5 separate regions of the Homo sapiens genome follow, and all the other regions are linked to region 1. Evidence: chromatin loops called from intact Hi-C (ENCODE). Cell type or tissue: ascending aorta. All regions are shown on one strand. Region 1 overlaps PRDM16 (PR/SET domain 16). Region 2 overlaps PRDM16 (PR/SET domain 16). Region 3 overlaps PRDM16 (PR/SET domain 16). Region 4 holds the start of LOC107984909 (a long non-coding RNA gene). Region 5 overlaps PRDM16 (PR/SET domain 16).

What was found. Peaks named below come from ENCODE experiments on the same cell type or tissue, not always from the same donor. Only the 100,000 strongest peaks of a DNase experiment are listed, where the experiment ranks them.
Region 2: it touches region 1 in a loop (4-fold over the local background); 4 of 110 quality-filtered maps call a loop at or near these places.
Region 3: it touches region 1 in a loop (2.2-fold over the local background); 3 of 110 quality-filtered maps call a loop at or near these places.
Region 4: a loop joins it to region 1, with 8 times the contacts of the local background. A loop is called at or near these places in 5 of 110 quality-filtered maps.
Region 5: a loop joins it to region 1, with 8 times the contacts of the local background. A loop is called at or near these places in 14 of 110 quality-filtered maps.

What each region holds. Positions count from the first base shown.
Region 1 is chr1:3,310,695-3,315,694 of GRCh38, reverse strand. All of the region lies in intron 3 of PRDM16 (PR/SET domain 16), which reads right to left. It overlaps LOC105378604 (a long non-coding RNA gene), which reads left to right. Exons shown (of 3, transcript NR_188664.1): 2 at 2,182-2,328; 3 at 2,466-5,000. Among named protein-coding and RNA genes, the nearest start is that of ARHGEF16, 140 kb to the left of the region's middle. RefSeq lists enhancers at 1-460, 2,410-2,459, 2,216-2,510, 1,798-2,997. In ascending aorta, no CTCF peak of the experiment used is centred here; DNase peaks (open chromatin) are centred at 507, 1,854, 2,384 and 3,054; H3K4me3 peaks cover 3,011 bases; H3K27ac peaks cover 5,000 bases.
Region 2 is chr1:3,192,928-3,197,927 of GRCh38, reverse strand. All of the region lies in intron 2 of PRDM16 (PR/SET domain 16), which reads right to left. LOC107984909 (a long non-coding RNA gene) reads right to left here. Exons shown (of 2, transcript XR_001737869.2): 1 at 4,212-5,000; 2 at 2,402-3,095. Among named protein-coding and RNA genes, the nearest start is that of MIR4251, 67 kb to the right of the region's middle. In ascending aorta, CTCF peaks have their summits at 2,272 and 2,479 (motif pointing left); DNase peaks (open chromatin) are centred at 2,277, 2,627 and 4,917; H3K4me3 peaks cover 558 bases; H3K27ac peaks cover 5,000 bases.
Region 3 is chr1:3,395,102-3,400,101 of GRCh38, reverse strand. It overlaps PRDM16 (PR/SET domain 16), which reads right to left. Exons shown (of 17, transcript NM_022114.4): 5 at 3,509-3,611. Among named protein-coding and RNA genes, the nearest start is that of ARHGEF16, 57 kb to the left of the region's middle. RefSeq lists enhancers at 3,402-4,084, 4,085-4,768. In ascending aorta, no CTCF peak of the experiment used is centred here; DNase peaks (open chromatin) are centred at 183 and 2,381; H3K4me3 peaks cover 1,004 bases; H3K27ac peaks cover 5,000 bases.
Region 4 is chr1:3,185,111-3,190,110 of GRCh38, reverse strand. PRDM16 (PR/SET domain 16) reads right to left here. Exons shown (of 17, transcript NM_022114.4): 2 at 3,637-3,986. LOC107984909 (a long non-coding RNA gene) reads right to left here and starts at 2,553. Exons shown (of 2, transcript XR_001737869.2): 1 at 1-2,553. RefSeq lists an enhancer at 757-1,258. In ascending aorta, no CTCF peak of the experiment used is centred here; DNase peaks (open chromatin) are centred at 1,294, 1,920 and 3,410; H3K4me3 peaks cover 2,415 bases; H3K27ac peaks cover 5,000 bases.
Region 5 is chr1:3,367,216-3,372,215 of GRCh38, reverse strand. The region is part of intron 3 of PRDM16 (PR/SET domain 16); the gene reads right to left. Among named protein-coding and RNA genes, the nearest start is that of ARHGEF16, 85 kb to the left of the region's middle. RefSeq lists an enhancer at 2,686-3,267. In ascending aorta, no CTCF peak of the experiment used is centred here; DNase peaks (open chromatin) are centred at 2,215, 2,555 and 2,913; H3K4me3 peaks cover 1,392 bases; H3K27ac peaks cover 4,886 bases.

The DNA.
Region 1 (5,000 bases):
GGGTTTCTTGTCAGTTTTCATGTAAAGTAAAAAGATGAAAAATGTAAAAGACAAAAGCGCTCAGGCCCCTCCTCTCCAGGCTGTGCCATGTTCTCTTGGCTCATTAAAAAAGTACAACAAAGAACAACAACTTGTCAAGTGTTTCCTCTCAGAAAGAACAAAGAGAAAGCCGCAGGTCTTAATGGTTCTTATTGATGGCTTATAAATGTGCCCATGTCCTTCAGCAAGAAGCTCTTCCTACCCGGCCCTCCTTGGTTTGATTCCAAACTCTCCTTTCACTGCCAGCCCCCACCCCTCCCAATAATAATTCAGGCAAACTTTAAAATCTATAGATGCGGCATTCCAGGGTGATGGATTTGCCCCTCTTCCTGAAATTCAAATATAAATCCCCCAGCCTTCTGCAAAGTAACCATGGCAGCTTGATTTATTTGGGCTGCTGTGGAGTTGCGCTGTAGACGTTCAAAAACTTGGAAAGGCAAAGAATGTAGGGAGAGGGAGAGGGAGAGGGAGGGTGGGAGGGAAGCAGGGGGAGACACGGAGTGAAGCGGGGGAGAAAGGAGGAGAAAGAGAGAGAGGCGGTAGCAAGTGTCTCGCTGCTCTCCCAGTTGGGTTTCTGGGTCCCACTGGCCTTCGAGGAGCGGGGCTTTCCCAGGGGCTGGGGAGGGAGGGTGGGGCTTTGTTCAGAGCGATGCCATGCTCTCAGTCGATCCATCTTTCCCCGGATATGGCTAATCCGCACATTTCTCTTCCTGTGTGATGTTACCATCACTTTATCATAAATGGGCTATGAAGACATTTGGAGCTGCTACTGTTGTAATCTATCCAAGATGAATAGGGCGAAGGCTGAAATAAACTCCCCGTTTCCTGTCCCATCTGTCTGCCAGACTGCGGGTCAGGGGCATCCTCCCTCCAGGCTGGTAATTGCAAAAAACGAAGCAACTGAACCCGAACTAGAAGATCAAAGAGCTCAGGAGATGAGGAGGAGGGGGAGGAACTTTTCTGAGAACAAACTGGCTACGGGGGCGAAGGCGATTAGGGGAAACAACAACAACACACAAAAACCCCCAGCCTTCCTTCATTGACACAGAGAAGGAGGGAGGGGGGGAGAGAGAGGAGAGAGAGAGAGAACGCTCACACACATTTGGCAGATGAAGTTTGCTCCTGGATGGAGCAGGATAACTATGTGGGGAGGCTGGGGGACTTTGTAAGGTGGGAGGGTTTCAGGAGCTCTCCTTGTCCCCATCCTCATCGTGGCCTTCCTCTGACCTGCAGACTGTCTTTGCTACCTCATTAGCTACACAAAAACAAATCCTTCCGATTCGGTACAGAGACACCATCTCTCTCTCCCTCTCCTTTCCAGGACCGATTTCAGAAACAGTCTAGGGCACACCAGGGTTGAGAGGAGCCACCCAGAGTGATGCAGACTGTCCCAGCTCTCTAAACTGCCACCCAGACACACCGGTCCTGTCCCTAAAGGTCGGTCCTCCCCCACCACGTGGGAGAACCTTGTCACGGTCCTGGAAACCCTGCACTCAGGACTCCCTGGGCCACTCCAGGGCTCAGGCGGTCCGCTCCTTAAGGGACAGTGACTTGGGTCCATTTTATGTTCCCGCCCCCCCCCCCGGTGGGGAAGGACGGCATTCGGGGGCGAGGGTCCCATGCCTGGACCTTATTCCTTGGGGTCTGACACTGGGTGACTCCCTAATTACATTTCATATTCAGATGAATGAAACTCTGCAACCAACTGATGTTTTCCCCACAATCGGCAATAAATCGCAGCCAGGGCGCGAACAGTGTTCACATTCGCTCCTATTAATGCTTCCTGTCTCTGGACGCTGGGCCGGGTCCAGATTCGCTGCACTACAAGGCTTCCTGCTGGAGGAGTGAGGCCTCTAGGCTGCGTTCCAGTTACAACTGGCAGCTAATGCCTTCACACATTCGCAAATCCCAGGCCCGCCGGGGCAGGAGGCGGCGAGGTTTGCCTGGGGTCAGCAACTGCGGCACTGGCGGAAGCCCCTGGGAGGTGGTTCTGGCCCCCAGGCGGGGTGAGTGGAGCGGGGTCCGCACGGCCTCGCAGGCGCAGGTGAGGGGCTGGGAGGGAAGGACTCTTGAGCAGGCCCAAAGGGACTATTTCAAATTTTGGATACAAGTTTCCATTCACATCTGAATTCCTCTTTCCAGGTTGTTTCTCTCCCCTGGATGCCTGTGGGGGTGGGGACGGCAGAGCCTCGGACACTGCCCGGGGATCACTCTCAGGCTACTTTTCCCACCCTGCCAAGCTGCTCGAGACGTCAAAGGAGACCAGGCCGGTCAGCACACAGGCTTCTGGTAAGTGCCGCCCTCCGGTCTGGGAGCTCAGCTCTCCCCTTCTGACTCACCGCTCGGCGCTGACTCATCGTGACGGCGAGTGGGGCTCCAGCTCCGCGGCATTTCATAGACAGCGCGGTCACATTCCTTTCCAACAGTCGCTCTGGCCTCGATGTCTAAGGCTCCGTGGGCAGCCGGCCTGTGGATGAGGCGGCGGAAACCACATCCTCTTCATCATCCTCTCACGAGGAAGGACACTGACAGCTTCGGAGAAGGCTGCCCAGTGTCTGCGGGTGCCCTTGGGAGATGGCCTTGGGACACGGTGCCTGTGCCTGTGTGTGTACACCACGTGTGAACGCCAACTGGGAACACGGCCCCTTCGTAGGCAAACCCAGGCCTCCTGGAAGTCACAAGTTGATAGCTGTACTCGCCCCTTTTGGAAGACGCACGCCCAAGGCACCCGTGTGTGCACACGTATCCGTGTGTGGACCTCTGTCCACACGTGTGTGTTTTGAAAAGCCTTTCTCACCACATGTTAGGATCACAAGTGTTCAAAATCTAGGCACACTTTTCAGAAGTTATTTCTGGAAAAAATGTTGAATCTCATAACAGCAATAAAAGGAAAATACCGCCTCAGCCAACATAAATGTCTCCTTGGAACATGCCTGAAAAGCGGCGGAGTATTTGTGTAAGTTTCAATTCCAGCGTCAGAGCCTGCAGCTTGGCCGAGGCCGGGTTCTGCACAGGAGGGTGCACGGTCCCTTTCCGAAAGCCCCTCACCGGACTTCTGGGAACTCCCAACCCATCCCGGGAACCCCACCTGCCGGCCCCGGATCCGGATGGGCTCCTGATGTATCCCACAGAGGGGATGCCAACGTCAGACACCAGCAGGCTGGGGAGGAGCGGCTGTGAGGTGCAGCCGGCGGGTGGGCGGCCAGCCTCCAGGACAGACCTCGGAGGAGGCTGGGGGCTGCCTGCTGCCCTCGGGGCCCTGTGGTCCCACCACACCCGTGCCTGTCCCAGTGATCCTCATGTCACCGGCCCAGTGAGAGGCTGCTGCTACCAACCCCGCCAGCCTGCAGGCCGCTGAGTGCTGGGCTGCTCCTCCTCAGAGGATGAGCGTGGGAATAACCCAGTGGGGCGAGGATGCTGACGGCGCCATGGATGTCCACTGAGGGCCCGAGATGGGCCAGGCCGAGCTCTGTGCTTTGGAGTCAGATCTCATTTAAACCCAGCAGCACATCCCATTTCACACGTGGGAAGGTGGGGGAGTCAGGATCAGAGAGCAGGGTGTCGCATGGGGGAGCAGCCGGGCTGCGATGTGAACCCTACAGTCTGCCCATGAGCCGCACTCCTGGGCTGGACACTCCAGAGCCTTCTCAAGCAGCTTTCTTGGGGCTCCCTGAGCACCTGGCTGGATGCTGCTGGTCTGGAACTCTGGACGGGGGCCCCGGGAGCTGACCTGCAAAGCTGTAGAGCGACTGTGAGGCACTGGCAGCTTTGCAGCCCCTCTGGACCCAGGGTGGGGTGGGCTGAGCATCTGGCCTTCTGGGTCTATCTGGGAGGCAGGGCTGTCTCAGATCTGGGGCCTTCTGAGAAAGATGTCGAACCCAAGCTTCCTTGGGGAAGGAGGCAGATGGACCCCAGATCACTCTCCTGGGTGTGAAATCAGCTTTGGGGGTGCCTTCGGGGTCGGGCAGAACTGGGCTCACCCAGCTCTCGCCTTTTCTGGCTGTGTCACTTGGGTGAGCTCCTGAGCCTCTCTGTGCCTCGGTTTCCCTGTTGATTAGGTCAGGCCAAGGATTAAATGATGGCAAAGTCGTACCACGCTGGCTGGTTTTGGGCCTGTGGGGATTCTTCATCATTTCTTCTCTTTCTCCTACTGCAGCTCCAGGCTACCCTGAGATTTGCCTGCTGGGTCTGGGCTTCATGGCGGGGCCAGATTGGTGCCTCGGAGCAGAGGGCACAGGACAGAGCGGGCACCAATGCACGGGCAGGTTTCCAGGCACTTTGGGAAGAAATAAGATCCCACCCAAGAACCTCTCCCCAACTCTGGCCTTGGCTCGTCCTGGTTGTTTCCAAAAGTGAAAGAAGGCAAAAGAGTGAGCCGAGGCCCACCGGGAACAACAACAAAGACCCGGCCTCGGAGTGGCGGCAGCGCCGCGGCCACTGCAGGAGAGCTCTGGTTTCTATTAGTGGGAAGCGACGGCTCCGTCTCAGGACAGAGCTTGGGCCATCAGCCCTCGGCGGGTTAACCCTTCCCCACCTCACTGCTCTCACAGGCAACAGGCACCCCTGAAGCTGGGAAGTCCTGGGGCCGGGTTCAGCTGAGGACTCCCTGCATCCTGCCACCACCACCAACCATGCTGGCGCTCACACACACACACACATACGCACGCACACACGCACACACATGCCTACACACACCCACACGTCTCACAGACACACACGCACACTCACATGCATGCACACGTGCCCACACATGCCCACATGTCTCACACACACGCATGCCCACACATGCACACACACTTATATGTGCACACATATGCACAATCCACACCAGCACACACATGCACATACACATACACACACACAGACATGCATGCACATACACACCCATACATGCAAACACATATTCCTACACAGGGACACTCCACGCCAGGGCCATGTCATCTGAGGCCAAATGAAGAGTT
Region 2 (5,000 bases), 120 kb after region 1:
GCCTGGCGGGAGGGCAGTGGGACCTGCCACTGCCCCCTGAGGAGTGCGAGGTTCACGCGCTCATCCCCTGACCCTCGTCCCTGACCCAGGGAGACCTCTGTGGCCTGGAACGCGTGGGACCTGCGTCTGACCCAGGGGAGGGAGGGCCACCCAGGAGCTGGCCCACAGGCCTCAGGGGGCCTCTCCAGGGAGCCGCCAGGCCACAGCCGCCCACCCTCAGGAGGGGCCGCCCTCCCCACCCATTCTGCTCCCTGCGAAGCCTGCTGCTGGGAAATTACTCAAAATTAAAAGATCTCAAGCGCAAATGATCTGTACTGTAGATTCTTCAGTCTTAGTGGTCCAGTTGCTTCCTGCCGCCCTCGTAGGCCTACCGCCTGGCAGCACAAAGCTGATCCCGGCACAGCCTTGCAGGGACCGCACTGCAGGTGCAGGCACCAGAGGTGAATGAGCTGCCTCTCAGGCCTGTGCCAGCCCTGCCTGGCTCATGGGGCACGCTCCTCTAGGATGCCAAGGCTGTAGGATCACCCAAGGGACAATTGGACTGAGTGCCCACGACGAGCTGGGGCCGCTGTGATGGCTGGGGGCACACAGGAAGGAGGGGCCTGCCCTGCTCACAGCTGACATCTGGGAGCTGCAGGGGCAGAAAGGGCCCGCCTGGGGGTCGGGACCCTGGGCTCTTGTCCTGGGTCCACCCAGCCCATGGTCGCATATGACTCTTTCCCTCCCTGGGGCCCAGTTCATAACTGCACTGGGAGGGGGAGGAGATGGTGATGTCCCAAGGGGGACTCAGGTATGACAAGGGGCCCCTCCTATCTTAGCCATCACTCCATGCCCGGGGGCGCGTGGCTGGTCAGCCTCGGGCCGCCTCGTGCAGCTGTGGCCGGGGACAGGAGCCATGCTGATGAGCCAGTGGTGTGAAGCTCACCCCCCAGCCTCAGCGGCTGCACAGACCCCCCTGGGCAACAGTGGGGTCCCCCAGTGGACCCAGGCACCCGCCTCTTCGCAGCTCCAGCTTCTGCTCCTTCCACCTGCCCTGCTGAGGCCTGTGGTCAGGAAAGGCTCTGCTGCTACCCGTCAGCCTCGGCACCTTTAGGAAAAGCCTCTCTGGGCTCCCATGGGTAGGGGAGGAAGGAAGTTCAGGGCGGGCCCCTTTCCCAGGGCCTCCTCCTGGGCTGGACTCCTCCAAGTGCCCCACAATGATCGCTTCTCAGAATGCAGACTCCTGGGACCTCCCCCGGGAACTCTCAGCCAGTAGTAGGTAGAGAATGTGGCCTGGAATTGGGTGGGGGTCTCACAGGCTGACCATCTGGGTCAGGAACCCCTGCGGTTCCTGGCTGAACCCCTCTCTGGTGCCACGGGCACCCTGGGGCCACCGCAGAATCCCAGCTTCAGGCAGGGGCACCGGGCGGTGAGCCTCACTCTCTGCCAAGTGTCCCCAGCATTCTCAGGCCCCACAAGGGCCCATGGGTCTACATTTGGGACCTGCTTTCAAACAAGGGGACAGCAGCTTCTGAGAAAAAGTGGGGCTGAGGTCATGTTTACGACACAGAATTCCCCCAAGCCCAGAGAGGGCCATCGGCTGTAGTGAAGTCAAGTTCCAGGGCCCGGCTGGGTCAGGGACCTGCAGAGGACAGAGCCATGTTCAGGCAGGAGCATGAGGCACTGGGCCCAGGCAATCGGCCTGCAAGGCGCAGAGTTGAGACTGCCCCACCTACATGCTGTTAGTGGGGGCAGGAACCGGGTCTGGGCCCAGCTGCCGCCCCTGCTGGAGCTCACCTGTGCCTCTCCCACCTGGCAAGAGCCTGGCTGCCCCCAGTGAGCTCCTGCTGGGGTCACTGAGCGGGACCCACACCTGCCTCTGGGCCCCTGCATGGACAAACCTGGGGGCTGGGAGCTATTCCTTCCTTCTCAGCCCCGGGTTCCCCTGTCAGAGCGAGGGTGGCTGTGTCCTAATCACAGCACAGCTGGGAGGGTCCCAGTGTAGACAGAGCCTCACAGAGACCAGGGCACACGGCAGGTGCCCACCAGGCCCATACAGAGGCCACATGCCTCTGTCATACTCCCTTCACATCCAATCCTTATTTTCCCTAAGGAAGAAAGAAAGGGAGGAAGGAAAAGGGCAGGAGGCTCCGGAGCACCCTGTTCTCACAGGGAGCCTTGGGGGACCTAGGGGGAGGCTGGGCCACGCCCCCACGCAGAAGCCCTTCTCCCTCCTGCTTCTGGCAAAACCCTGAAGACATTTTCAGGCTGGCAGCCCTGATGATGTTTTCAGGTCTCTTGGTACAAGCGGCCGGTTCCTGAGTAAGGGTGGGCTCTGGGTGTCACTGGGACAGGGGGGGCGGGGCGTGTGGGATGCGATTGGCAAAATACTATTTAAGAAGTTGGTATTCACAGATGTCTCTCGAATATGAAAAGAAAATATTTATTTCCTTTTTCGCTTGTGAATCAGAATGCTCTATTTAAAGAAAGTCCCCTCTGCTGGGCTGCAGCGGAGTTATTACCCCTTAAGGAAGTAAAGGAGAGCCATCAGGGAGGTATTCTTAGTCATTCTCTCTCCTTTTTTCTAAAATTCCTTATATACCCGTGCCTCCGAGCCGGGCCGAAGATAGTGCAGGATTTCATGGCATTCTTGGGCTAAAAACGTCTAGGGCTGATGTCACGGTGCCGGGGGACATGGGAAGCCTGTGCTGTGACTCCTCCACGGCACTGCCGGCTTCTCCCGGAGCAACGCCGAGGCCCATGGGTTTCTCTGCATCCCTGTCCCCACGGTGGCCTCAGGCTCCGCACCATCCCACAGGGCCCCGTCTCTCTCCAAATCCCGACGCTGTGTGCCTCGCCGAGCTGCCCGGTGCTGGCTCCACGGGAACACTCCTCAGAGCATCCACTGGCCGGTGCGCTCACGGTTTTAGACGTGAGGCCTCCATAGAAACATCCAGAAGCTCCTGAGTGGGGAAGCGCGGCAAAGCTTCCTGGCCTCACGCAGAACTCTCCACGCAGAGTGGAGCAGCAGAGGTGCCCAGAGCCAGGCCACGTCCCGGGGCCGAGCCCACTCAACCGTGGGGGTGGTGTGGGCAGTGGAGCGTGCATCTGGGAACCTTGGAGAGAAAGGGCAGGCCAGGAACGAGTTTTGGCGTTTAGATGATAAAACGTGGGACTGAGAATACCAAGCCCTAATGTGTGGCGATCAGACGGTGGCGTGTGGCGGGGAGACGGTGGCGTGTGGCGGGGAGACGATGGCGTGTGGCGATCAGACGGTGGCATGTGGCGGGGAGACGGTGGCGTGTGGCGGGGAGACGGTGGCGTGTGGTGGGGAGACGGTGGCGTGTGGTGGGGAGACGGTGGCGTGTGGTGGGGAGACAGTGGCCAGTTGCCGCAGAGTCCAGCCTTGATATTATCAGACCTGCCCCAGCCTCCCTCCCTGAGACTCCAGCCTGAGCCGAGGTCCCCAGCACCTGCCATGGTCTACCCCTTCCCCTCTGTTGGAATTTAAAGGATAAGGCGTAATAGGGTGATCTAAGAGCTCAGCCAATGAGCGCCGGCTGCCCCCACAGCAGGCCAGCAAGGAGGGCTTATGGCGGGGCTCAGCTCCAGGGTGAAAGGGGCATGGGAGAGACAGAAGGAAGCGCCCTGCACAGGGAGGTACCAGTGAACACCTCTGCAGGACCTGAGATGAGCCGGTTGTCTGCTGAGTGACTAAATGCCCTCAACAACCATCCTAAATAGCCCCCCAGTGTGCACTGAGCGTTGCAGAAGGCCAGACGAGTGCTTTGGGAGCCCTTGTTCCTCAGCCCTCCCACCTGTCCCTTGCCCGGCGGTCTGGTGCAGGTGCCGGACAGGACATGCAGGCGGGCTCTCCACTCCTCCTATCTAGGTCAGCTGCTCTCGGCCCAGGCCGTAAATTAGGATCTCCTGGGAGCTTTCACATGCCTGATGCCAGAGGGGTGTGCCAGGACTTTGGGTCTGACACTGGGACGTTCCTGGGCAAACAGGGAGGTTGGTCACCCTCCCTGGCCCCAGCCCAGCATCTCCAAGGCAGGCCTGACACCTGTATTTCCCATGCTCCCCAGGCAACACGAACACACAGTGAAGGGGAGCCCGCAGCCCCCAGCCTCTGCCCTCAGGTCTCAGGCACCCGGGAAGGACTTGGGAGCTTTCCTGACCACCCCCTCCCCCAGTACAGACCGACATGTGGGAGGGGCACTCACTCTTACATTTTCCTATGCATTCAGCAGACATTGTTGGGGGGCAGGGGCTTGCACCTCCTCCCCGGCTGGGTGGGCGCACTTCTCAGAATATGTCTGAGCCACAGGAGCTCCCTGGGTTGAGCCTTCCTTGCCTGCCATCCTGGGGTCCCCCAGAGCCGGATGGGATGGAGAGTGCGGAGGTCCATGGCTGTGGACAGCTCCAGGGGTGCAAAGGGAGCACCCAGCCCACTGAGCAGTGGGCGCTGGACACACAAGTTCTGCTTCTACAGAGGAGAGCTATGTCAAACACTTCTGGGTTCAAACCAGCCTCTGGTGGCTGGCAGGTGCCCCTTCTTCCTGAATCCCAGAGCCATGAGGCAGCCTGGAGATCTCCTAGGAATGGCTAGACCTGGCACTGGTGGGAGCTGCCGCTCCATCCCCTTGGGGGGCCGGGCAGGAGCCCGAAGCCTCAGGAGGTCAGCCCTGGAGGCGGGACGGGCAGGAAGGCAGTGCATCCTTCCACAGCGTCAGGGAACATTGGTGACTCTCCCAATGCCTGCAACACACCCAAAGCTGCCCCCTGGTAAGCCGCTGCGTCTGCTGGGTACTCGTCGTCTGGCCGCTGTGTCTGCTGGGTACTCGCCGTCTGGCCGCTGCGTCTGCTCAGTACTCACCATCTGGCCGCTGTGTCTGCTGGGTACTCGCCGTCTGGCCGCTGTGACTGCTGGGTACTCGCTGTCTGGCCGGGTCCTTCCTAAACTCAGCTGTGCACATGAATCACCAGGGATCTCGCTCAATTGCAGGTGGTGACTCAGT
Region 3 (5,000 bases), 84 kb before region 1:
GAGGGTTTTGGGGAAAGCGAGGTGAGCCTCTGATAGAGGGATGCTCACCATCACCCCCTCTCAGGCCTTCCCTTGTCTTCAGAAACTGGGATTTTCACTGGGGAACAAGCCCTGCAGATCTGAGCACCAAGACCATTGCAGAACACAGCCAACCCGCAGACCTGGGAAGCTGCCTGTGGGTGGATTCCAACGTCCCGGGCTGGAAGGAGGCTGAGATGGGGCCTCCAGCCAGCATCGTGATTCAGTTAGAAATGCCAGCTTTTATTTTACTCTTTCTGGACCCAATGAAGAACAATCATAGTAGTTGAAATTTGAAAACAAAGACAAGAAGAAATGCCAACCCCACCCACTCATATTATTGACCAACTTATTTTTTCCAGTTCTCATTTAGAATTTGGGATGAAAATAAAAATTTAGATTGCAAATGAGAATGCAGTCTGATTCTCACTCCAATGGCCTTGGAGGGTGCCCTGGACGTGATGGAGCCGACTTCAGTGACCATCCCTGCCCTGCTGCTCCCCAACCCCAGCCCTCCACGGATGGAGCTGGGCCCCCATCAGAGGACAGAGCCGGGTACAGGACACACCTGAGCCTGGCCTGCCCTTACTGAGTGGTATGGACAGGTCTCCCGGCTGTCTTCCAGGCAGGTAAGGCTGGCCCTGAATACACCCCTGGGGCTCATGGAGGGGCCAGAAACGGGGGCATAGTTTATGGCATTTTCACTTTCTCGGTACAAGAAACTTCTGCTTTAAAGAAATGCTGAAAGAACATGTCCTATTCTGATAATGTTTCCCATCTTATTATCTCTGATCTCACGATCTGGCTGGCTCATGCGCTCTGTCCTCCACGCACTGCCTCCTCTTGACCTCTTTTGGAGAGAGGAAAAGCAAATTATCGTGAGGCTTTCTCAAAAGAAAAGCATATGGGAATGGAAGTGACTTTCTTTATTTTCTCCCAAGAGCAAAAAGTTCTCACGAAAGAGAATTCTTTCCTCTTCATTGTAAGTGTAAAAGCAAAACACAAAGTCGAATGCATCTGAAAGTGGCTTCCCCGTGGTCTGAATCACTTGTGTGAAAATGGGCCTCGCATTCTTGACAGAGCTGCAGCTCTGCAGAGGGAATGTGTCCAGCCCCGGGACGGCAGGGCAGAGGCTCGGTTCTCCCGAAGCGGGCTGGCCCCCAAGGGTCTCCTGTGTCTTCTTCACTACCTGAACGTGGTCTCCAGCCAAGCCCTCTTCTCCCAACAAAAGCACAAAATATAGTGATTGGAAATGAAACTCTCTTCATCTGGCAGGGGTGCGTGGGCCGCGGTACAGCATCCACCTGTCACCTACGCCAACTAAGCCAACGCCGTGGTGACCTCACATCTTGTTTGTCATATCTGCGCCTCACTTGCCTATCTGAAGTTCCATCAGCAATCTTCATGGCAGAGCAGGAATGTAACAGAAAAATAAATCAGTGCCTAATGGCCCCGGAGAGCCGAGGGGTTCACAATTAAGTGGCGTCTACGTACTAATCTACCAGACTCGAGGCTCAAAGGAGCTCGAGAGCCTCCTCCAAGTCCCTGCAGTGATAAGGGGCTGGCTGCATTGAGCTGGGGTTGGGATAAAAGATTTTTTATGATAATTATCTTAGTGAGGAACATTTTTGCATTTTCTTTCTGTGCGATTCAGAGTTTAACTGGTGGGGGAGGCGGCTATTGGGGAGGCATGATCTTGACAGGAAAGAGTAGGGAAAGTCAAATATTTGATGTTGGGCTATTATGTGTGGCAAGCAATTAGCCCACAAATGTTTGATAAATTATTAGGAAAATGTAGACCCAGGTTATTTAATATCAGGGGCTGGAGCGGGGTGGGGAGCAGAAATCAAGGTTTTTAAAAAACCTTTTGGAAGAAAGAAATTTCATCGTACAAATGAAATTCCATAGTCAAGCACTCTCCTTAAGTCAAGTAGATTTGTCTCTTGGCGTTCTTGTGCGCTGTCTAAGATTCATAGATCTTTTCAACAATTATTTTAAGGAAAATGAGGCCCTCCCCCCTGCTATCCAGATCTCGGCAATTGATTTTTCTTTTCTCAATGGCCTAAATAAAACCAAACTTTAGAGGAAGCTGCAGATAGGCTCCAGCTTGTTAAACTATCCTTCTGTGGTCATTTCCTTTCGGACACTCAGGGACATAAACAGATACTGCACCAAGGAAGGACCCAGCTAGCTGGGCCACGCTCGGTGATGGCAAGGGTAAATGAAGGCGGAGTTCTCCATGTCTGGTCTCGAAGCCTTCCTGCTCATTCCAGCACCATTCCTTCACCGTGAAATCAGAGTGGTTCCTTGGAGAAACTTGCAGCAAATGGCATTAATCACTAAGCCTTGGTGTGTTTGAAGGGGAGGTCCAAGAAGCGAGGAGGAAAACTCAGCCTCCCTCCAGGCTCCAGCACCAGCAGGAATCACCAGCGCCGGAAACGGCCAGGAGGGAGCTTGCGTTCCTGTTCACTTGCGGGGCCTCCCAAAGTAAAGCAGTTAGGCTCGAACCCTGGAGCCGTCTGCTCAGAGGGACCGGCGTGGAGCCGACGGGCCAGGGCCTCACTGCCCACAGAGCCTTTCCTGGCCGGCTGTTCCAGGACCCCGTAGGGGAACGGACACATGGCTTCATGACGTGAAGGCAGGAATGAGCCTGTATCTGGGAAGAGCTCATCTGTGTGGGACTGGAATTTTCTCAGGCATCCTCTCAGCTGTACTTGGGTGTGGAGGAAGGTGAAAGGGAAACTCACTTGTCCCATCTCTACTCGACAGAGAGGGACTGGCAGATCTAGGGAAAAGGAAATTTGGAAGGCTTCCCACAGCCCTGTCTGGAAGAGCGGGGCGACTCCGCATCACTGTGAGACCCGCCTCAGACCCCGCATTTTCCCTCTTGCCAAATGAAACTTCCCCTAACACTTCTCTTGGAGTTTTAGCTACAGATGCACATTTTGCTTTGAAAGATACATATGCCATCATCCACTCTCTTAAATGAAACAAAATCTTCCCACCCCACAGAGAGCTCTGGGGCAGCCAGAAATGCTTCGAAGCTACAAAACTGGCTTGGTGTTTGTTTGTTCGTTCATTTAAGTACCAGGGAAAGCAAAGGCTGCTGTTGCTGCTGCTAATAAGAATAATAGCAATAATAAAACATAGCTTAAAAAAATCACCTGGGACCCTAACATTGCAAAGACATAATCCACTGGATACCAGTTTGCCCACTGCCCGAAGCCCTTCTTAAATTCTGGGTGCACCTCCTGGATGCCCCAGGGAAGAGGAACAAGAAAGCCATTAGGTTGAGCCTTTGTGGAGGCGGGCAATTTCTGCTGGCCTGAGGTCTGCAAAAATGGAGGCACCTAGCACTTGGGGGCCGCCTGGCCCTCATTAGGTGGCTTGAGGTGATGAGAGGCCCTCGGTCCTCCCAGGCATCTGCTCCTCTTCCGGGCTGGCTGGGGGCTCCCAGGGGCCGTGGCCCGGTTTGGGGGAGGGGTCTTACCGTCCAGGCCGGGCGGCACTGTGCCCAGGGGGTAGACGCCTTCCTTCACGTGCACCAGCAGCTCCTCACCTGGCTCAATGTCCTTAATGACTTTATAGTAAATCTAGGATGGAGAGACCAGAGAGAAAGGGTGAGTGTGGTTTGTTGGTGTCTGGAGAGCCTCTCAGTGCACACTCAGCCCTCACACTGTGGACGCAGCTCGGCCTGCACTTGATTTTCCTCTAATTGCCACCAAGAGGGTCCACTATGGAACTTTTGCAGAGTATGCGCAGAAGGAATTGCGTCCCCTTTTAATTTGCTTTATTGGGTTTTAGGATATTCATAAAGGGGGTGGCCGACTAAACAGGTAGGATCCACATGAAAGTTCCCAGCTGGGGGTGTCCTGGGGGCACAGCAGAGCCCCGCTTCCACCAAGAGCCCACCTGGGTGGGTTCTCAAGTTTCTTTTGTTCCATTTTGTGTATGTAAGTGAGACCCGCTTTGCCAGTGGCGGCGGGGGAGGGGGAGCTCAGGGTGTGGAGTGAATCTGGTTGTTTCTGAAAGTGGCCATGAGCTGCGCCTGGCCAGTGAGTCAGGACATGGGGCTGCGGTTCTCCCAGGAGCGGGGATGCCATGAGCCAGGAAGGCTGGGGCGGGCAGGACTGTGTGCCCACTGTCAGCTTGGCGCCTTGCTGCTGACCCCACAGGCGGGAGTCTGGGATGGAGGACACCCTTGAGAACTGGTGGGCTCAGGTAGATTCTGCAGCCTGGTCAAGCCCTGGGGGCGAGGGGACCTCCATTTGGAACTCTGCTCACTGAGCAGTGCTGTTGGGGGCTGTGTCACTGCAGCTTGCCAGGGGCCTCCTGAAAAGAGGAGGTTGTCTTGGGGTGTGGAAGTGGTGGTCGAGATGAAGAAAATTAGCAGTTCACAAAGGGGAGGCCAGGCCATCTGAGGCCTGGGCCAGGGCACGGGCCATGCCGCCAGCACAAGGAACCCTGTGTCTTCGGTCCGGGAGTGTCTGGCGGCAGGTGTGTTTCTCTTGGGGGAGTCACTGCCCACCCTGCACATGTGGGTGTTTGAGACTCTCTTCTGATCACAGTAACTGGGGAGCTTCCAGGGAACTGCAGGCCTGGCCGGAGGACTGGCTGTGAGGCTGGGGAGAGGCCCAAGGGAAATCCACCTGCCCCTGCGAGACCTGGGGCTGAGGCTCCTCCAAGAAAACAGAGTGGGTCTAGACTCAGAAAGGGAAGGGCTCCCAGGGATTGAGGGGACGTGGCCATCCTTGTGGGTGACACTCCCATCCCCACTGACCATCCTGTGTCAGGCCAGGCTCTCCAGCACCTGGACCTGGCTGGGGTCTGTGGCTGGACACAGCTGGGCACCCCCGAGACAGGGCTGGGTGTGGCCCCTGCATGCTCCTCCCCCATGTCCCCCACATTGTGAATTTCACTACAATCTGCCAGTCCCAACTGACTCCAGAATGACACCAAGGAACTCTCAAAAGACACACATA
Region 4 (5,000 bases), 130 kb after region 1:
TCCCCAGGGAGTCATGCTGTCATCTACATCGGCCCCATGTCAGGGAGAGAAGAGCCCCTGACCCTCCCCAGTCATCCCAAAGCCGAGGGTTGCCTGGCACTGTGTCTCTTGCTATACAAAGAGAAAGGAAATTGGACCTTCTCATTTTATTTCAACTGAATTCTCCAGAACAAGAACTTTGTTCTCAGAGTAGAAAGAAAATGGTTTCCATGGTGTCCCAAAATGACAGTAAGAATAATCCACGTGACTTTTATTTCAAACCTATCCTTCAAGAGACGCGCACCCTGTTCCTGCAGGGGCTGCTGCCTGGTGAGATCCCTTTGCTCACGCCACTCCCAGACCCCCTCTCCTCCAGGGGAATCCCACTTCTGAGCTCAGAGTGGCCACAACACCGTGCTCTAGGCCAGCACGGAGGGAGGCCAAAATGACACCGATCCTTCTTGGATTTTGCTTGTTATCTTTACTAAAATATCTTTACTTGTTCTTTTTCAGTAAATAAATACCGTGGACATTACAGTAAAGTCAAATCACTCTGATTCATAACACTTAATTACCAGTGTGAAAGTGAACAATTATACATATGAAATTCAGGACCATCAGAGACGACACGCACGCATGGGTTGTCCCAGGCCTGACCTGGGATCTTGCTGGCGTGACGCTGGCACCCATGTTTTTCTCTGTCCCAGGCCTGACTTGGGATCCCCCTGGCGTGACGCTGGCACCCATGTTTTTCTCTGTCCCAGGCCTGACTTGGGATCCCCCTGGTGTGATGCTGGCACCCATGTTTTTCTCTGTACCAGGCCTGCTCTGGCCGAGCTCACTGCAGGGGCATGGAGGAGAAGGGCTAGCAGGGCCGCTTGTTGGTGTGAGTGGCTTGGGAAGGGGACTCAGCAGAAGGTCCTTCTCGTGTCTGGAACTACAGAGGGATCCCAGCCCTGAAGCCTGGTGTTCCCGTCCCGTCTCAGGCCCCTGTTCACGGCACTTGGAAGACAGGCCAGGCAGTCGGCAAGAGGAAGAAGTCCTCAGAGAAGGAGTCACCCGCAAGTCACTTCTCCCTCCGGGGCCACCTCAGGGAAGGCAAAAACCAGGGGGAAATAGCAATCAGCTCTTTCGGGACAGGTGGAAAATTCTGGGAAGGCTGCTTAAGGGTAAGATGTCAGTTTTCCTGCCCAAAGGCCCCAACTGAGGTGGCTGGAGGTGGGGAGAAACCTCCTTGATTGACGGACATCATTCATTTCAGGCAGAGGTGGCTGCCACTTAATTCCCGCCCCCTGCTTCCTCCTCTCTCTCCTTCTCAGAGGAGGTGGTGGCTTCCTGCCCAGTTCCAATGTCAGCTCCCGAAGGCACCGACGCACATGGCTGCCCCCCGTCCCATCTGATAGAAGCAACAAAACTCAAAGGTGGTCCCAAAGCCAGGGAGTCGGTGCCCGAACTCGCAAGGAAAACAAGGTCAGGCGAGATCCTGCCGGGTGCGCGGGGAGCACCGTTTGAGGGCGTCGGGGGGAGAGTAAATATTTCTAAGCGCCGGCAGGAGGGGTATCTGTCAGGTGGCCACCGTGGAACAAAGCCCTCCGCAGAAACGGGAGGTGCGCCGTGAGGAGAGCGCGTTCCCTCACGTACACACACACCCGGGATAAACACACCACAAAGTCAACAGGCACCGGCAGGCAGTGGCGCAGTCTGCGCTGGGCCTGGCACCACGCGGACATGGTGATACGGGCCATTTCTTTAAAAAAAAAGCAAATAGAAACTTGTATCAGAGTAGACAAGAACAAAGTCACCTGAAGGTCATCCAAAGTGCTACCTGCAGGGCCCCTGGACCTCTCACATCCACAAGCCACCTCCTGATTACACAGTCCAGACCTTTCTAAGTGTGACGGACAAACACCCTTGAATTCCCCTCCCACACACCAGGCAGGGAGGGACAGGCCACTTCTGCCAAAGTTACTTTCACTGCACAGCCAAAGATGAATATTGCTAGAAAAATGCTCTCCTTGGTCCCATGAGGGTCCTGTAGGGCCATGAAGCTGGGCAGTGTCTCCACTGAGGTCTTCGACTCCAAACTCTCTCCCTGTCCTGCTTCACTGGGGCCCCTGGCCCTGGCCAGTCTCTCCCGAAGGTGACCCGACCTTGGGCCCACACACACTGTCCTCTGCCTCTCGTTGGGGGGGTACGCCCGTTCCACAGGGGCTGCCCGTAGAGCTGCAGCTTCCACCCTGCTTGACGGCCGCAGACTCTGCCGCACGTTTCTTCAGGCACCGGGACCCCCACAGCTCTGTAAAGGGCTGGGGGGCTTTAAGCTGACACTCAGGGAGTAGCTCCTGAGTCTCCCTATATCCTTGACAAGGAGCCACACAGGACTCTGTGAGCTACCAAGGACCACATCTGCCTGCTGGGAGCTGCCAAGGTGCCCTGGTCTCCTTGCCCAGGGAGGATGCACTCAGCTCTGCAGCGTGCGGGGCAGCCTCTGGTCCCCAGGCCGTCGGTGTTCTTACAAAGGGCTCTTAATGCCGCCAGCCCGGGGAGGTGCTCAAGGGCTGCTGGAGGCCACAGGAACCTCCCCACGGCCTGTCTGAGTTGGGGCAGGCCTGACAGTGAGCATGGACCTGGCTGGGGACTTCTCCAGAGCCACGAGCCACCAGGAGAGCAGGTGGGCAAGACACAGGACCCTGCCCCCACCCGTCTGGGGATCCTCTTCCCTGCTCAGGCCATTTGCCCATGAGGAGCCCACCTCCATCCGGGCACTCCAGAGGCTGGGAGGCACAGGGGGAATCCGACTGGTGTTCCCATTTTCCACCCAGGCAGGGGCCCTGCCAAAAATACCACCGACAATTGGCTGCGTGAGGCCGGCAGAAGGGCCAGGGCCCACCAGGAAGTGCACTTTTTGTGGGGGGGTGGGGCTGTTAGTCCCCCTAGGACCACTCAAGGGACCCCAACACCGGGGCCTAGCGTCCCTCACAACCTGGGCAGGACACTCCGGGTGCTTCCCTCTCAGAGCCGTCCCAGGGACGCCCTCTCTCCTGACCCCTGCAGCAGGATCACCAGGCCAGCTTCAGACCCTCAAGGCCAGTCACGTCGTGGTGGGAAAATTTAAACAGCCAGCCATCCCTCCCTGGCAGGTCGGGGCCTGTGCCCCTGGAGTTGGAGAAGCTGAGGCTGCTCTTAGGCCACTGGCTGACCGGGGCAGGCGGGGAAGACGGCAGCCGGGGCAGCGTGGCCACCAGGTGTGATTTGTGAGCGGCTCCACACTGCCCTGGCCTGGAATGAAGCCCTGGAGTGCAGCTGCCTGTTCTGGGACTTCCTATTAATCTCCCTGCCCTGCCGCGATGGCAGTGTTCGCGCCTGGGATCCGGCGGGAAGCACGGGATGTTTTAAGACATGAGCTCATGAAAGACACATTTCCGGGAGAGAGTGGGCGTGGCCTACAGGGCTGACAGGCACCCACGAGGACCTCTGATGCTTTCTGAGTCGCATCAGGCGAGCTGCAGGATAAAATAGGCTGGGAAATGTGACATTTGAACGCTCTCTCTGGCCGCGCCTCCCGCCTCGGGCAGTGGCTGCTCAGCCCGGCTTTATAAATAGATTGAACACAAGATAAATGGCCGTGATCAATCATACTCAGGCGCGATCGCTCACCTCCCATCCGAAGTCTGTCTCCTTTGCCGCCGCCCGGGGCACCACCACGCAGGGGCCCAGCCTCTCCCCGGCTTCCATCTTCCTCTTGGCCCAGACCCCCAGGCCAGCCCCTGGGATGGAGGACTCTCGGAGCTCGAAGTCTGCTGGGATCGGAATGTCTTCAGGAATGTAGACAGGGGCCTCGTACGGCGAGCCCTCCTTGGGGGTGAAGTCCTCGCTGGTGGGGAAGGGGGACGGTGGCCCCACGGGGATGGGCGACATGGCACTGTCCTCGGCCTCGTCCTCCGCGCTGTGGCTGGCCAGCAGGTCCCGGTTGGGCTCATACATATTATTTACAACGTCACCGTCACCTAAAGGAGACAACGCAGCGTCAACCTCTGCAGCACGTGCCCCACCCAGTGTGTACAGCTCAGGGAGCGCCGGGGACTCGGGCATCAATGGGCACCGAGGGTGCTCAGGGGCCCAGAAGGCCCGGCTGCCACCCCTGCCCGGGAGACGCTGCCTCCACTCTGCCCTGAGCCCAGCTGCCATCACTCGATGTCAGAGGCTCCAGAGGATGGGATCCTACCAGGCTCCTTTGGGGCCAACATTTCTGATGGGATGGCACAGCCCGACACACCCTGGCTCACCCACCCTGGCTCCCACAGCCACCTGAGGATGCGCCGGGTGGTCCTGCCCTAAGGGAACTAGGGAAGGAGCTGCCTGTGCCTTGCAAGCCTGGGGACAGCCGGTGAAGCCGTCACGCGTGGCGGCTGACCCAGGGCTGGCTGATGGTGAAATATTTGCACCAGAACATTCCAAATGTCCTCTATAGCCTTGGAAATCAGGGACGGCAGAAGTCCTAAGTGCCTGGGAGGACTCAGAGTTTGGGTGAATGTGAAATGTGCTCAGTGCTGCTTCCCTGCACTTGGGCTGCAGCCTGGACATCCCTGCACTTGGGCCGCAGGCTGGACATCCCTGCACTTGGGCCGCAGCCTGGACATCCCTGCACTTGGGCCGCAGCCTGGGCATCCCTGCACTTAGGCCACAGCCTGGACATGCACTGGGGTAGGGCTGGCTGGGTCTTGGGGAGGCTGGTGGAAGTTCCTGATGATCTCGACACAGGCTAGGAACAGGCCTGCTGAGGTCATGGATATCGGACTCATGGGGCCCCAGGTCACTGAACTAAGCAATGAGAGAGTGCCCAGTTTTTCTGTCTGGGATAGGCCTTTGGGGTCCGTCCTAAGAGAGGATGGGTGCCAAGATAGTGTGTGTGTGCAGCCGAAACTATACCAGATTGTAGCCTGAGGCACCAAGGGAGATGGGCAGGGCGAGGAGGAGTCTGGACAGGAAGAAAAGCAAAGCCCTCCACCCAGTGCAGCCAA
Region 5 (5,000 bases), 57 kb before region 1:
GGCTGAGGAACCTACCAAGGACCCCTGGGGTCCCTCACCCAGCTCTTCCCCGTTGGTTGGTTCCTGAGGGGTTTGTGCATGATCTCAGTAAGAGCTGTGCAGAGGCTCATGGCCTGGTCACCCTCAGGCCCTCTCAAATGTGCAGGCTGCACACAGGGAGTGACTTCCAGATGGACCTTAGGAGGACCAGACACATTTGAGCGGGAGCAGCTCAGAGTCTTCTCATCCGCTTATTCTCTGGAGAGGCCAGTGCTATGCAGAGCTGAGGCCCACAGGTGCTGAGACTCACCACTGAGTCATTGGATGCTCATGTCTCCCCCAGGGGTAGCCACCCTCATATCCACATTTGTCAATAAGGGAATGGAGGCACAGAAGAGTTAAGTAATTGGCCCAAGTTTGCACAGCCAGAAAGGGCAGATGGGCTGGGCGGTGGGTGCTGGCTGTCCACCTGACTCCTTTCACACTGTCAGGACCAGCGCCATGCACCTTGGCTCGCCCTGCCCTGCTCACTCTCCTCTAATTGATGATGGTAGCCAACAGCAACTGAAGCTCTTCCAGGGCCTCACCCAGGATCAGTGTTCAGTCAGGGCTCACTGAATGTTTCCATGAATGGATGGATGGATGGATGAATGGAAGGATGGGTGAGTGGGTGGGTGGATGGATGGATGGGTGGGTGGATGGATGGATAGATGGTGGATGGGTGGGTGAGTGGGTGGATGGATGGGTGGGTGGATGGATGGATAGATGGTGGATGGGTGGGTGGATGGATAAATGGATGTATGGATGGATGATGAATGGATGAATGGGTGGATGGATGCATGGGTGGGTGAATGGATGGGTGGATGGACAAATGGATGAATGGATGGATGGTGAATGGATGAATGGATGGATGATTCAATGGATGCATGGATGGATGGGTGGATGGATGGATGTGGAATGAATGGATGAATGGATGGTGGATGGATGAATAAACGAATGGATGGATGGATGGGTGGATGGGTGGGTGGGTGGATGGATGGATGGATGGATGGATGGATAGATGGTGGATCGGTGGGTGGATGGACAAATGGATGAATCAATGGATGGTGAATGGATGAATGGGTGGATTACTGAGTGGATGCATGGATGGATGGATGGTTGAATGGATGGTGGATGGGTGGGTGGATGGATGAATAAATTAATGGATGGATGGGTGGGTGGATGGATGGATGAATAGATGGTGGATCGGTGGGTGGATGGACAAATGGATGAATCGATGGATGGTGAATGGATGAATGGGTGGATTATTCAGTGGATGCATGGATGGATGGATGGATGAATGGATGGTGGATGGGTGGGTGGATGGATAATTAATGGATGGATGGGTGGGTGGACGGATGGATGAATAGATGGTGGATGGATTAATAAATGAGTGGATGGATGGATGGGGAGCAGACCCTCCCCTCAACTTGCCCAGACACTTATGGCTTCCCCAACTTCGTATGGTGAGACACAAGGGAACACCATTCCAGGAGTTGTCATGGTGGCAGAGCACAGGACACCTCTCCTGGGAAGCCTGCCCTGGTCCCTCACATCAGGGTGAGGCTCCTCTCAGACACTCTCACAGTCCCTGCCCTTCTTAGCATGGACACTGCACTGGGCCATGGCTATCACGTCGCAGGTCACTTCCTCTCCTCTGGTGGGTGGTGGGGCTGGAAGGTTTTATCTGGCTGATTCCCAGAGCCAGGCAAACCATGAGTGCTCAATGCATGCTTGGGGAACAAATGAATGAATGAAGGCGCCTCCAGATGACTGAGACTGTCAGCCAGCACTCCCTATGCCTCCGTTTCCCAGGGGTCTGTCTTCATCCCTCCATTTCAAATCCTTTCCCTTCTTATTCACGGGCTCTGCTGAGGGATGTGGAAAGCCTTTTCCTGGTTACTTGCCTCTCTGGAAATCAGAGTTGCAACATTTTCCAGATCATTGTCCTCTGGAAAGTGTTATGGTTGCAATTTTCCCCTAGGTGCAGTGTCACAGTGGCCAGTCTCCCCAAAGCAGAGGCCACGGTGGGTTTGTTCATCTCAGCACCCTTTGGGCCCTGGCACATAGTAGGTGCTTAGCAAAAGTCTGGTTGCATGGAGAAGGGCCAGGATGGATCCAGCCCAGTTATATTTAGTGCCTTCCCTGCAGCTGACTCAGTCTCTCCGAGCCCATCCTTCTTTCTTCTCCCTGTGACACGCCGGGCTGGAGGAGCTCAGTGACTCACTGCCTTTCGTATCAGGCCTGATGTTTTGAGATCAGCTCTTGCAAATAGCTCAAATCTCAACAGGCCAAGTCTAAGCAAATACCTTGCCAATCCCTATAAAGAACAGCTCTTGCTGCTCTTTGACATACAAAAATGGTCATTGGCAAAGGATTCTTGGTGCAGACAATGTTGTCTTTGGATGCCCTGCAAATAGCCAACTCTGGTTTCTTCCCGGACTAGGCCCAGGTATGCGTGCATAAAAAGATGCTGGCCTGGGCCTCCTTTTGGCTTAATTGAGAGAGACATGCTTTTCCTCCAAATGGTTCTTTATAATGATTCTACTTCCCAGGATTTCTGTTTTTCTCAGCAGAGCCTGGAGCTCAGCCACAGTCCGGCTGGTTGTGTGGAGAAGGGCCCCAGGGCCCGTGAACTGGAACGAATCAGCCCATCCTTTCTCCTCATACCCAGCTGCCCAGCGGATGTGGAAGAACGGAGATGCTGGAAACTGCAATGCCGGATATCTGGATGACACAGGCTCCTTCCTGGATGATCTGCTTCTCAGGTGGTAGCATCCCAGCCAGAGACCACCCAGATGCTCGGTGATGGGCTTTGAGCTGTGTGCTAAGCCCACCCTTGGACGTGAACTCTGCTTAAGACATCTCCCTTGGAAGCCAAAGCTGGCTTCCTTCCCAAACCGTGGGCACGATGGGCCAGATCGGCAAGTTAGGAAGTGATTCACAGACAGAGGTGCTGCAGAGTCAGTTTTGAATGACAAATGGAACCAATTAAGTTCAATAGCGCGCTCGCTCCCCCCGAGTTCCAGCCTGTACCTACAGCTAGTCACCTTTGACAAAATATATCAAAGGAATTAAGAGTGTGTCCCCCACAATGATATTACCTGGATCCCTTTCAGGTCCTCACCAGCCACGTTCAGACATCTATTTAAGCCCAGGAAATAGAATCAAAATGGTTTATTAAAAATCTAATCACAAGCACTTATATGACACAAATGATTCTGAACTGCATCCGCCAACCCCACGGCCTCTCCGAGGGGAGGCAGCATGCGGCCGATTACCCGGAATTTGAATGGGGGTGTATAGAAGCTGCAGAACATTTTAATCCTGATCTTTCTTTGTGGATTTTGCTATTGCTATTTTTTTTTCTGTTGAAAAAGACAAAGATGGGAGGACACATTGTCTTTCCTCCCTGGAGGGAGCTGCAGAGATGACTTATTCTGGCAGATCTGCCTCTATTGATGTTACCAGGATGTGAATAAAAACTCATGGGAAAAGAAGAAAAAATCCTGCTGAATTTAAAGCAGCACAACACGGTTTACGGGTGGGTCCCTGTCTGCTATCCTGAGCCAGGACACCTCCCTGGTGACTGCATTGGAGCTTTCTCAAGAGGAGGGCCTTGTGCAAAGATGGCCCCTTTCCCCTCAGGGTGGGAGCGGCTGGGCTTGGGGGAGACACTGTCTTTGGGGTGAGGCATGGTTCGTGGCCTTTGCTTGGCTTTTGACTTTCTGGAGCTCTGGATCCTTCACAGATGCTCAGAACAGCCATGGATACAGAAGAGTCTCCTACGGTGTCTTCCTGCCCGGGGCCCAGCCAGAGCCAGGGCTCCACCACCCAGGGCTCAATCATAGCACTCTTTTCTGGTGGCCAAGACCCCCGCAAACTTCTCTCCAGACAGAGGTGTCGGAGCCTGGCCCGTGTTGCGGCTCCTGAGCTGGGAAGTCCGCCACGAGGAAGCATCTGTCGGGACTGCCTCCTAATGAATGTCAGGTGCCTGCGTCAGCCACGGGCGGGTGGCTCTGGAAGGACCAGCAGGTTCTCAGCGATGCATGATTTCGGTAGGTTGCCCTCACCTCCTCCCCTCTGTTGGGAATGGATAGACTGTTTTCTAGAAGGTTCCCTGACTCTTTGAGGGGATTGGGCCCTCTGGCATGTCAGGTACAGAATGTTCCCCAAACCCTTCATCTCTGTCCCCTCCTCCAGCTCTCTGCAGATGATGACTTTACTTTTACGTTAAGTTGCTTTTGTTTAGTCTTCCTCTCTAAACAACAACTACTTTTAAATGATTTTTTAAAGTACAAAGAGTTAGTTTGATTCTTCCTCAAATGCCTTCTTTTGAAGACAAGCTTGCCTTTTCGATTTCATATCCCATTTAATTAAAACAAAATATAACAGAATCATAACACTGAAAATCAGTGTACTCACTACCGGCTCCATTAATTCTTATCAGTATAAAACATACATTCAGAAGTGTAAGTGCTTTAAAATACACTCCTTCCACTCTTGCCAATATGTTCTATTTATACACGTAGTCTACAGCGGGGAAGAAGTTCTCCTTGTGAACCTAGGGAACCACAGGACCGCACGTGTTTTTGGACAATGGACGCTTGAGCCCGGCACTTTTGAGAGCTGTTGGGCCGGCAGCTGTCACATTCCAGCCACTCCCCAAAAGCCATTTGGCTGTGGGTGCGTTAGGCCTGGGATCAGCTGAAAGGTAGCATCTAGGGGTGTCCCCACCTGGCTCAACCACAGCAAAGAGCTTGAATTCAACTTTCCTCTGCCAGACAAGACCCCTCCCAAGTCACGTCTGCCATGAAACCCGCACACGCTTCCTGTCCAAATGGAGCAGAGACCTCCCCATGGCAGTTATGTTCTTGAGCCGCAAACACTAAAGATGCTTGCTCCATCAATTTTTTTTTTTTTGAGACAGAGCTTTGCTCTTGTTGCCCAGGCCAGGCTGGAGTGCAATGGTGCCATCTCGG